Regions from separate parts of the Homo sapiens genome. Here region 1 is linked to region 2. Evidence: chromatin contacts called from ENCODE Hi-C or POLR2A ChIA-PET data. All regions are on one chromosome and are shown on one strand. Each heading gives the region's core, a stretch centred on a gene start or an enhancer-like site at or near the end of the contact. The rest is flanking DNA. Distances are from core to core; before and after follow the strand shown. Region 1 has its middle 120 kb from the start of TMEM170B. Region 2 has its middle 130 kb from the start of NEDD9.

Region 1 (4,026 bases), core at 448-2,947, 48 kb before region 2:
ATATATTTAAGCAAAAAGAAAAGTCGACCCAGAGGGAAGGCACATAGGATACAAGAAAGAGTGGTAAACACAATATTAACAAATTGTCGGTTTATTAATTTAATGTTGACAATTTTAAAAGCTAGTTTAGCAATTTTGGGAAATCTTTAAAATCTCTAGGAGGTAGTTATTTAATAGGTAGTTAAATATACCCAGGGGTTTTGTAACATTCAGGAATTTTCTCAATAAATTTAGATGTTAGGAAAAATATTATAGTTGAAGATTAGAGATGGTAATTGAAATACCTTAAAATGATAGAAATGCTTCCAAGCCAACAGTGGGGGGTAATATTCATGAAGGATATTATTAAAAAACAGCTTTATCCAAAAGAAGGCATGGAAATACATTTTTTAAATCCAATAAAAATGGATAGTAAAAGGAAAATAGGGTAGTAGAAATAAATGCAAATATATCAGTGATTATGACAGTGAAAATGAATTAAATGCATCTGATAAATGACAGAAACTAACAGATAGAGCTTTGTAAGCTAGCTAGTTGATGTCTATAAGAAACACTAAAAATCTCCAGCACAATCAGACAGAAAGATTGAAAGTAATGGGAAAAGTGAAAACTTGCAATTAATAATTGTTAAATAAGTAGAAGGCCATTAGCCTGAGGCTGTGTTGATTCTTTGAATTCCTACATAACAAACTGCAACCTAACTTAGTGCGTAAACAAACTGAAACTTAATTTAGGAGTTCAACAAATAGCTGAGTTTCAGCCAATCACAGGCAGCCAACTCATTATGCCATGCCCAAACAGGAAAGTGCCACATCACACCAGGTTCAAATAAAGTTGAAGTTTACCTGTAACCAATCAGGTGATTTCTCTACTTTGCTTCTGTGTTCAGCCTGTAAAAGCTTGCTGCTTGCATTGCTAGGCAGAGCTCTCTGAACCCCTTCTGGCTTGAATGCTTCCTGATTCATGAATCTTTCTTTGCTCAAATAAAGTCTGCCAAATTTAATTAGTCTAAAGTTTTTATTTTAACATAAGCAAAGAAATTTTGTGTAACAATATCAGTATTAGACAAAATAGAATTTCAGACATAATGCATTAGTAAGAGTAAAGATAAGTACACATGGTAACAAAAATTGAAATTCACTAAGAGATAGGAAACACAAACATATCTGGAAAACTTTTGACATGTCTTCTTAGGTAACTCATGAGGACAAAAAGGGAAATCACAGTAAATGTTGCAAAATATTCAAATACCTACGTATTTTAAGCCTATGATTTTAGGGACATAGACATTTATGACAGAATTAAAAAATATTTACAACAGAATAAAAGTACTACCTATAAAAATGTTAGCTGTAAGTGCTTCTTAAAGGTAAACATGTAATTTTAATTAAATTAATTAATAAAGTAAATATAATTAAGTTTAAGAAAGAGCAATCTAAAGAAGTTTTAAGAAAGCAGAAATTAATAATATAGAAACAAGAGAAGCAGTAGAGAGGATGAAAAGAATCAATACCTGTTTTTTAAATGACTTCACAAAAATATAATTCACATACTAGTTCGCTCATTTAAAGTGAACAATTCAGTGATTTTTAGTATATTCACATAATTACACAACCTTACCACAATCTAATTATAGAATATGTTCATCACCCCAAAAAGAAACCCTGAGCTTCTCCTAGAAATCACTAGGCAATTAGTCACTACCTAGAGGTCACTAGGCAACCACTAATCTTTCTTTTTCCTTACACATATAGTAATAAAAATTAACAACAACAACAAAAACTTTTCACAATGAAAAGCCCAGGTGCAAGTGGCTTCACTGGTGAATTCTACCAAACATTTAAAGAAGAATGCCAACCCTTCGTAAACTTTTCCAAAAAATAAAAGATGAGAGGCTTTCTTCTATAAGACCAGTATTACCTGACACCAAAACCAAAGATATCGAAAGAAAGGAAAACTACATGCAAACTCTGTAATGTGACAAGAAATTTTGGCATCATTCAGCCTCAAAAGTCAATTCTGTCATCCAGCAGTAAGAAAGTTGACCATGAAGAACGTGCATTATATGCACGCGTCTAAGACTTCTTAATGGCGGCAAGTTTGATTTGCCCACATTGACATAGATGGGTGCATGCCCACAAGAGGGAGCCTCCAAAAATGGCAGCTGGACTTAGATTCCATGACACTATATATTCCATTCCTATTTGCACACATAGCATGTTAAAGTTTGGAAGCTCCTCCCCTTTGAAGGAAATGCACTAGTTTCATGAACGAGAGCAAGGCCACCCCATGAATAACTGTTGAACTAAGCTGTCAGGATGTATTCATTTTCACTCTCAGAGATGCTTTCCTCATTATCACCCACAGCAACTCAGTCCCCTGAGCTTTCCTCTCCACTCCTTGTCAAAGTCTCTGAGAATGTTCATTTACATTAAAGTATAATGAATAACAATACAAAAAAATATTTCAGTCAGATTATGTGCATTTCACCAAAGATTTGAGCTTAAAGCTGAAGACTGGACATTGATCTGTTATCAGACAATTTTTAAAAATTATTTTTTGGTAGAATAGAGTCTTGCTATGATGCCCAGGCTGTTCTCAAACTCCTGGACTCAAGTAATCCTCCCTTTTCAGCCTCCCAAAATGCTGGGATTACAGGCATGAGCCACCATGCCCCTCCTGTCATCAGACAAGTTGATAAGGACAAATTTAAGGGGAAAAACCTTGTGAGTACAGACAGCCTCTGATTTTCCTAGTACCTAAAAACAGTACATTTACCAAGAATCTACTTTAACTCTGATGCCAAATTCTAGGAAACTGGAAACAAAGAAGTAAGCACTCTTGGTATGCCTATTTGCATATAGCGCCTGAAATTTGTCCAGCTATACATAGAAGAGGTTCTGTAAGCAAAAAAGGTACACAAAGAAAACATATTTATCCGCAAGTCATGTTTTCTAGATGAATCTTGTGTTTCGTCCCAAAGATATATATTTAATGAAGATTATTGAAAACCTTTGTAGATGCAGTCTCAGAAATATGTATAAATGACTTTAAAACTCCTGTTAATTTCCATAACACGTGACTCTCAAACAGACCTTTATACTCCTTTAAGGATTTAAAAGACATTTCTAGTATCTGATAAACAGTCACTTTAAATCACAAGTATTTACCACTATAATCACGGGGGAATGTGTGGCTCAGCCTCTGAAAGCCCCATTTCCCTCCTTTGCCCCTGAGATTAAGAGCATCCAAAAGACAGGTATTGTGTTTGCTCTGGGACCATGCAGTCCCTTAATTCCCATTGGCACCATCTGGACTAATTCCATTTTAAGACCAACTAGGTGGGGTCTCTAATCACTGGCAGATCTCTTATCACCAAGTCAGATCTCTGCAACTACCAATGGCTTAATCCTTCTTCCCTTGCAATGCCATATAAAGTGTTAGTCCTCGGCTGTTCTAGTAGAAAAATAGCAGAAGGCTGCAGTGTAGGAAATCTGATGAAACACAGAGTGACCTCATGAGTTAAAAATGGGGACAACCAAAAAACAAAATGAATGGTGGAAAGAACTTAAGTTTCTATTAATGTCTTTAGGTTACAAAAGTAGGGCAAAGGGTTCACAGGAAGGCAAATGTGTAGATAGAAGCCAACAAAAAAAGAGCATTCAGTGGAGGAGTACTTCTGGGATGGCGCTGGGAGACTGCTCATTTTATTTTATTATGTAATAAAAAGGAAAAATGGAGGTGTTTTTGTTCAAGAGGATCAGACCAAAGGGGTATGCAGTATACGCTGTGAACTCATTCAGAGGAACCAACATATTTTAGAGTAAAGTTGTCTAAAAATAACTTGCTTCAACAGTTCTGGGACATTTTTTTCAGTCTTTTGCCAAGAATCTAATTAATGTGTGTTGCGATTTTCTTTCAGGCAATATGATGTGGATTTTATATCTCATATTCTTTTTTTTTTGGAGACCAGAGTCTTGCTCTGTTGCCCAGGCTGAAGTGCAGTGGCTCAATCTCGGCTCACTG
Region 2 (4,241 bases), core at 687-3,186:
GGTCTCCAGGGAAGAGTTAAACATTAGACAGGAACCATTACAAAACTTTCCACTAAAAATAAGTTCCTTGTAAGAGAAGTTGAGAGACTTGCTAATTGCAGCTTACTCTAAACCTAATGACAGTCTGTATCATTTGCAAAGAAAGCACAGGATGTGTGAATGATGGTGAGGGAAGTGGGGAGTCTTGGCAGATAGATCTGACTCTGATAGATGCAGTTGGTCCTCTAGACTAGTGATCCATTTTGGAGTAAACTGCATTGGGAGACTGATCAAATTTCCTTTCTCCAGGATTCTTACCAACAGTAAAGACTGATAAAACACATTTGTGCTGCTGTGTTTTTCAAAAGCTCGGCCATATAATAACTTTAACAGACTCCCTAAATTTCAAACATTTCCTTGATGTAGGATGATCACAATAGAAAGGAATGTTATTCTCATCCAGCCATCGGTAAGCTTTTGTCTTCCTTAATCCCAGAAACTAAATCACTGGCTACCTCAGAGGCTCTGACCTAAATCTTAATTGATGCCCACTGCACTTTCAGACCACTGTGTGTGATTTTAACCAGACAAACCAAGGAGGAAGGATTAATGAAGAAAGCCTAATATTTTGACCAATCATAGAGTCCACTGCAGTGCCCTTTCCATTTTAATTGAGCTTTATACGGTTCTCCTCTCGAGGTAACCCTCCTTTCTTAATGTTCAGTACAGCAAAAACTAATCTAGGTTTTCTTTTTAATGTTTGATTTATCTCTTCAATCTTGGTGCTAGGTAACAACATTGGATCAAAATATTAACAGCCAAGATTTAGATATTATTTTACAATTAACACAGCACATTGACTCATATTATTTCACTTTCACAGTGGTCCTGGGGCATGTTTATTGTATCTCCCACTCTACAGATAGTGAAACTGAGGAGATCACGGTGGGAAAGATGACGTAACTCACATGAAGTTGGGCAACTGATCAGATGACACAGCTAGGACTGAAGCCTGGGTCCCCTAAGTCATTTGCTTAGAGCTCATTCAATGACGAGGCAACTCCTTGCTGTGCATCCTTTCAGCACACGTTGTTGGTGTGAAGACGCTGGTTTTCATCAGACTAAAATGCATCTTACTTCAAGATAGGCAGTTTCTGTTTTGGTTTCCACCTCTCATACATTGCTTTTAAAGTGCCAACCTCTAATGGCTATCCCATGAGAAAATCTACTGTAAGTATGAAGTGACCCTTTGGTACTACCAGTTTTTCATCCTAAATCCCTTTTCTTTCTTCTTTCTTTTCCTTTCTCTCTTTCTTTCTTTTTTCTTTCTTTCTTCCTTTCTTTTTCTTTTTTCTTTCTTCTTTTATTTCTCTCTCTCTCTGTCTTGCTCCCCCTTTCTTTCTTTCTTCATTTCTTTCTTTCTTTCTCTCTGTCTTTCTCCTTTCTTTCTTTCTCTTTCTTTCTTTCTTTCCTTCCTTCCTTCCTTCCTTCCTTCTTTCTCAGACTCTCACTCTGTCACCCACGCACAATCTCGGCTCACTGCAACCTCTGCCTCCCAGGTTCAAGTGATTCTCCTGCTTCAGCCTGCTGAGTAGCTGGGGTTACAGGCACATGCCACCACACCCGGTTACTTTTTGTAGTTTTAATAGAGACTGGGTTTCACCTTGTTGGTCAGGCTGGTCTCAAACTCCTGACCTCATGATCTGCCCACCTTGGCCTCCCAAAGTGCTGGGATTACAGGTGTGAGCCACCACGCCCAGCCTCTTTCTTTTTTTGACTGTGTCTCTTGCTCTGTCACTCAGGCTGGAGTGCAGTAGCACAATCTCGGCTCACGGCAACCTCTGCCTCCTGGGCTCAAGTGATTCTCCAGCCTCAGCCCCCCGAGTAGTTGGGTCTACAGATGCATGCCATCACATCCACCTAATTTTTGTATTTTTAGTAGAGACAGGGTTTCACCATGTTGGCCAGGCTAGTCTTGAATTCCTGAGCTCAAAGTGATCCGCCCACCTCGGCCTCCCAAAGTGCTGGGATTACAGGCGTGAGCCACTGCGCCCGGCCCCATTTTATTTTCTTTCTTCTTTTTCTTGGCATTTGTTATGATCAAGCCTTTTTTTTAAGTACTGAATATCCATGGACTCCTTCCAGTTTTACCTCATCAAAATGTGCTTGCAGGGAAGGATTTGGTCTTGTTGATTTCAATTAATGTAACTCCAAGCCACCACTCTTCTGCTATTCACCTTTTAATCTATATTTCTTACTATACATAAGAAGCTTTGCTTCTCTACTTATTTCAAGGAGTGTAGGGTGAAGATGAGGTTTTTAAATCACGGTATCTTTCTTCAGTCCTTTCCTCCAAATTCTACACGTAGATGTACTGTGCTTCAGCCAACTTATCTCTAACTAGGACATTCAGATCTACTAACTAAGCTATGACTTATTATAGGCAGGCGGTCAGCAGGAAGAGCTGTTTTTTTTTGAAAGTAGGACAAGAATAGGTCTATGGAATGTTGGGGTCACTTGGTTTCCTCAATGGAAAGAAACGGGATGTTTCTGCATTAACTAGAACACTTGAAAGGTAGGGAGGGGTGAGGGTGATTGAGAAATGATTTCAACAAACAGAACATTAAGTACTCTGTTTGTCAGACAGCGTGTTCCCATCTGGGGGGTGAGTGGCAGAAAACATAGTCGCCATCATGAGAAGAGCTCCCCTAAATCTGCCCACCCACCTCCAACTCTTGCTCCAGTCAGTTTTTCTGAATGCCCAGCCTGCTACACTGACCCTCACCGCTCTTACCCCGGTGCCAGGGTGAGAGAGGCCAGGGATCAGGTAAGGAAAGAGGAGAGGAAATGCAGAGGCTCCATTTGGCTTATAAAGGAACTGTACCATAATAGTTATTATTGTTTAAAAAAATAGCATGACATCCATTCTATTTCTCTCCCTCTTCTTCAAAGATATTTCAGCCTCAGGGACTTTCTGCTTGTTAGTGGGATGGCGAAAAATGCATGATAGATTTCTAGTTAGTAGGTAGAAGGGACGGGAGATTACATCCTAATACAGTAGAGTAACTATGTTTTATTGAGCACTTAATATGTACTGAGTGAACACACCTGCTTTGATTCACAACCACTTAATGAGGGAACTTTGGAGCCTCCTTAAGGGTTACAAGCAAAAGCTGTGGAGTCAGCTTGCCTGGGTTCAAATCCTAGTTGTGCCATGTACCTGCTGTGTGGCCTTGGTATAGTTACTTAACCTCTCCATGAATCAGCTTCCTCACCTTAAAATGGAGATAATTATAATGTCACACACCTTTGGGGGGAATTCCCAAGGCCACCCCCAGGTTCAATGACTCATTAGGAGGACCCACAGGATTCATCATAGAGACATGCCCACAGCTAAGTTCTATTACCTCAAAGACAAATCAGAATCAGCAAAGGGGAAAGCAACAGAAGAAACCAGACATGAGCTACCAAGAGTCCTCTCCTAGGGGAGTCACACAGGACATACTTAACTCCTCCAGCAACGAGTTATGACAGGTATGAAATGTTGTCTACTAGGGAAGCTCAGTAGATACTTAGTGCCAGAGTTTTGATTTGGAGCTGGTCACTTAGACACCCTCTGTCTGGCATGTACACAAATTCCAGACTCCCAGAAGGAAAGCAGGTGTTCAGCATAAACCATGTTGTTTGCACACACAGTTAAGTCACAGTGAGCCACTCATATCACGGACCAGCAGGAACCCCTCACATGTTCCCAGATGCCAGCCAAGGGCCAGCCTTGCAAGCAGGATTGAGACAGCAGTCTCAGACCTGCTATGTGAACTCTTTACTGCTTGCTACCTTTTGATTGTTGTGAGATTACATAAGGTAATATATATATCTGTTGCTTACAACAGTGCCTAATTTGTGGGAAGCCCTACAGATTTTTTTAGCCCTTACTATTATGCAGAAAAAAAAATACTCAGGTTTAGAATGACTACACAGTCAAAATGGAACAAACTGGAATCTGAATTCACATATCCCCAAAAAAGGTTCATGCATCTATTCACATCACCCTAACATGAGCAAAGTAGCATCCTTCTTCAAACCGTAACTGGGGATGTTGTTGGTGGGTCCCTCCCTTTTCAGGTTCAGAGAAGATGGAGCCTTTCATTCCAGTTGTGTTCTGAAGACAGAGCTTCTTGGAGCTATAAGCACCATTAGGTTGCTTCTTTCTCAGGTTAAACCACTCAGAGTGCATTTATGGTCTGGTACTTAATGCCCCA

What was found. Hi-C counts contacts between places; a loop is a spot of excess contacts on that map. ChIA-PET counts read pairs that join two places held with the same protein, here RNA polymerase II (POLR2A). Pooled maps may share reads with other maps.
Region 1: a loop to region 2 is called in a map of CD14-positive monocyte, with 3 times the contacts of the local background. The contact joins two enhancer-like sites. A Hi-C loop is called at or near these places in 17 of 168 maps with a recorded cell type or tissue (CD14-positive monocyte, CD4-positive, alpha-beta memory T cell, GM12878 and 11 more), 13 of 37 single-sample maps with no recorded cell type and 26 of 50 pooled maps. POLR2A ChIA-PET finds 5 or more read pairs at or near these places in 9 of 52 experiments (Caco-2, GM12878, HepG2 and 5 more).

The regions. Positions count from the first base shown.
Region 1 is chr6:11,411,567-11,415,592 of GRCh38, reverse strand. No RefSeq gene overlaps it. Among named protein-coding and RNA genes, the nearest start is that of TMEM170B, 120 kb to the left of the region's middle. Within about 2 kb of position 1,697, at least 3 of the 41 ENCODE cell types and tissues checked have a DNase peak (open chromatin) inside an H3K27ac peak, as active enhancers do; they include CD14-positive monocyte, where a contact is called at or near this core.
Region 2 is chr6:11,363,504-11,367,744 of GRCh38, reverse strand. It overlaps a transcript of NEDD9 not described here. Among named protein-coding and RNA genes, the nearest start is that of NEDD9, 130 kb to the right of the region's middle. RefSeq lists a silencer at 2,335-2,629. Within about 2 kb of position 1,936, at least 18 of the 41 ENCODE cell types and tissues checked have a DNase peak (open chromatin) inside an H3K27ac peak, as active enhancers do; they include CD14-positive monocyte, where a contact is called at or near this core.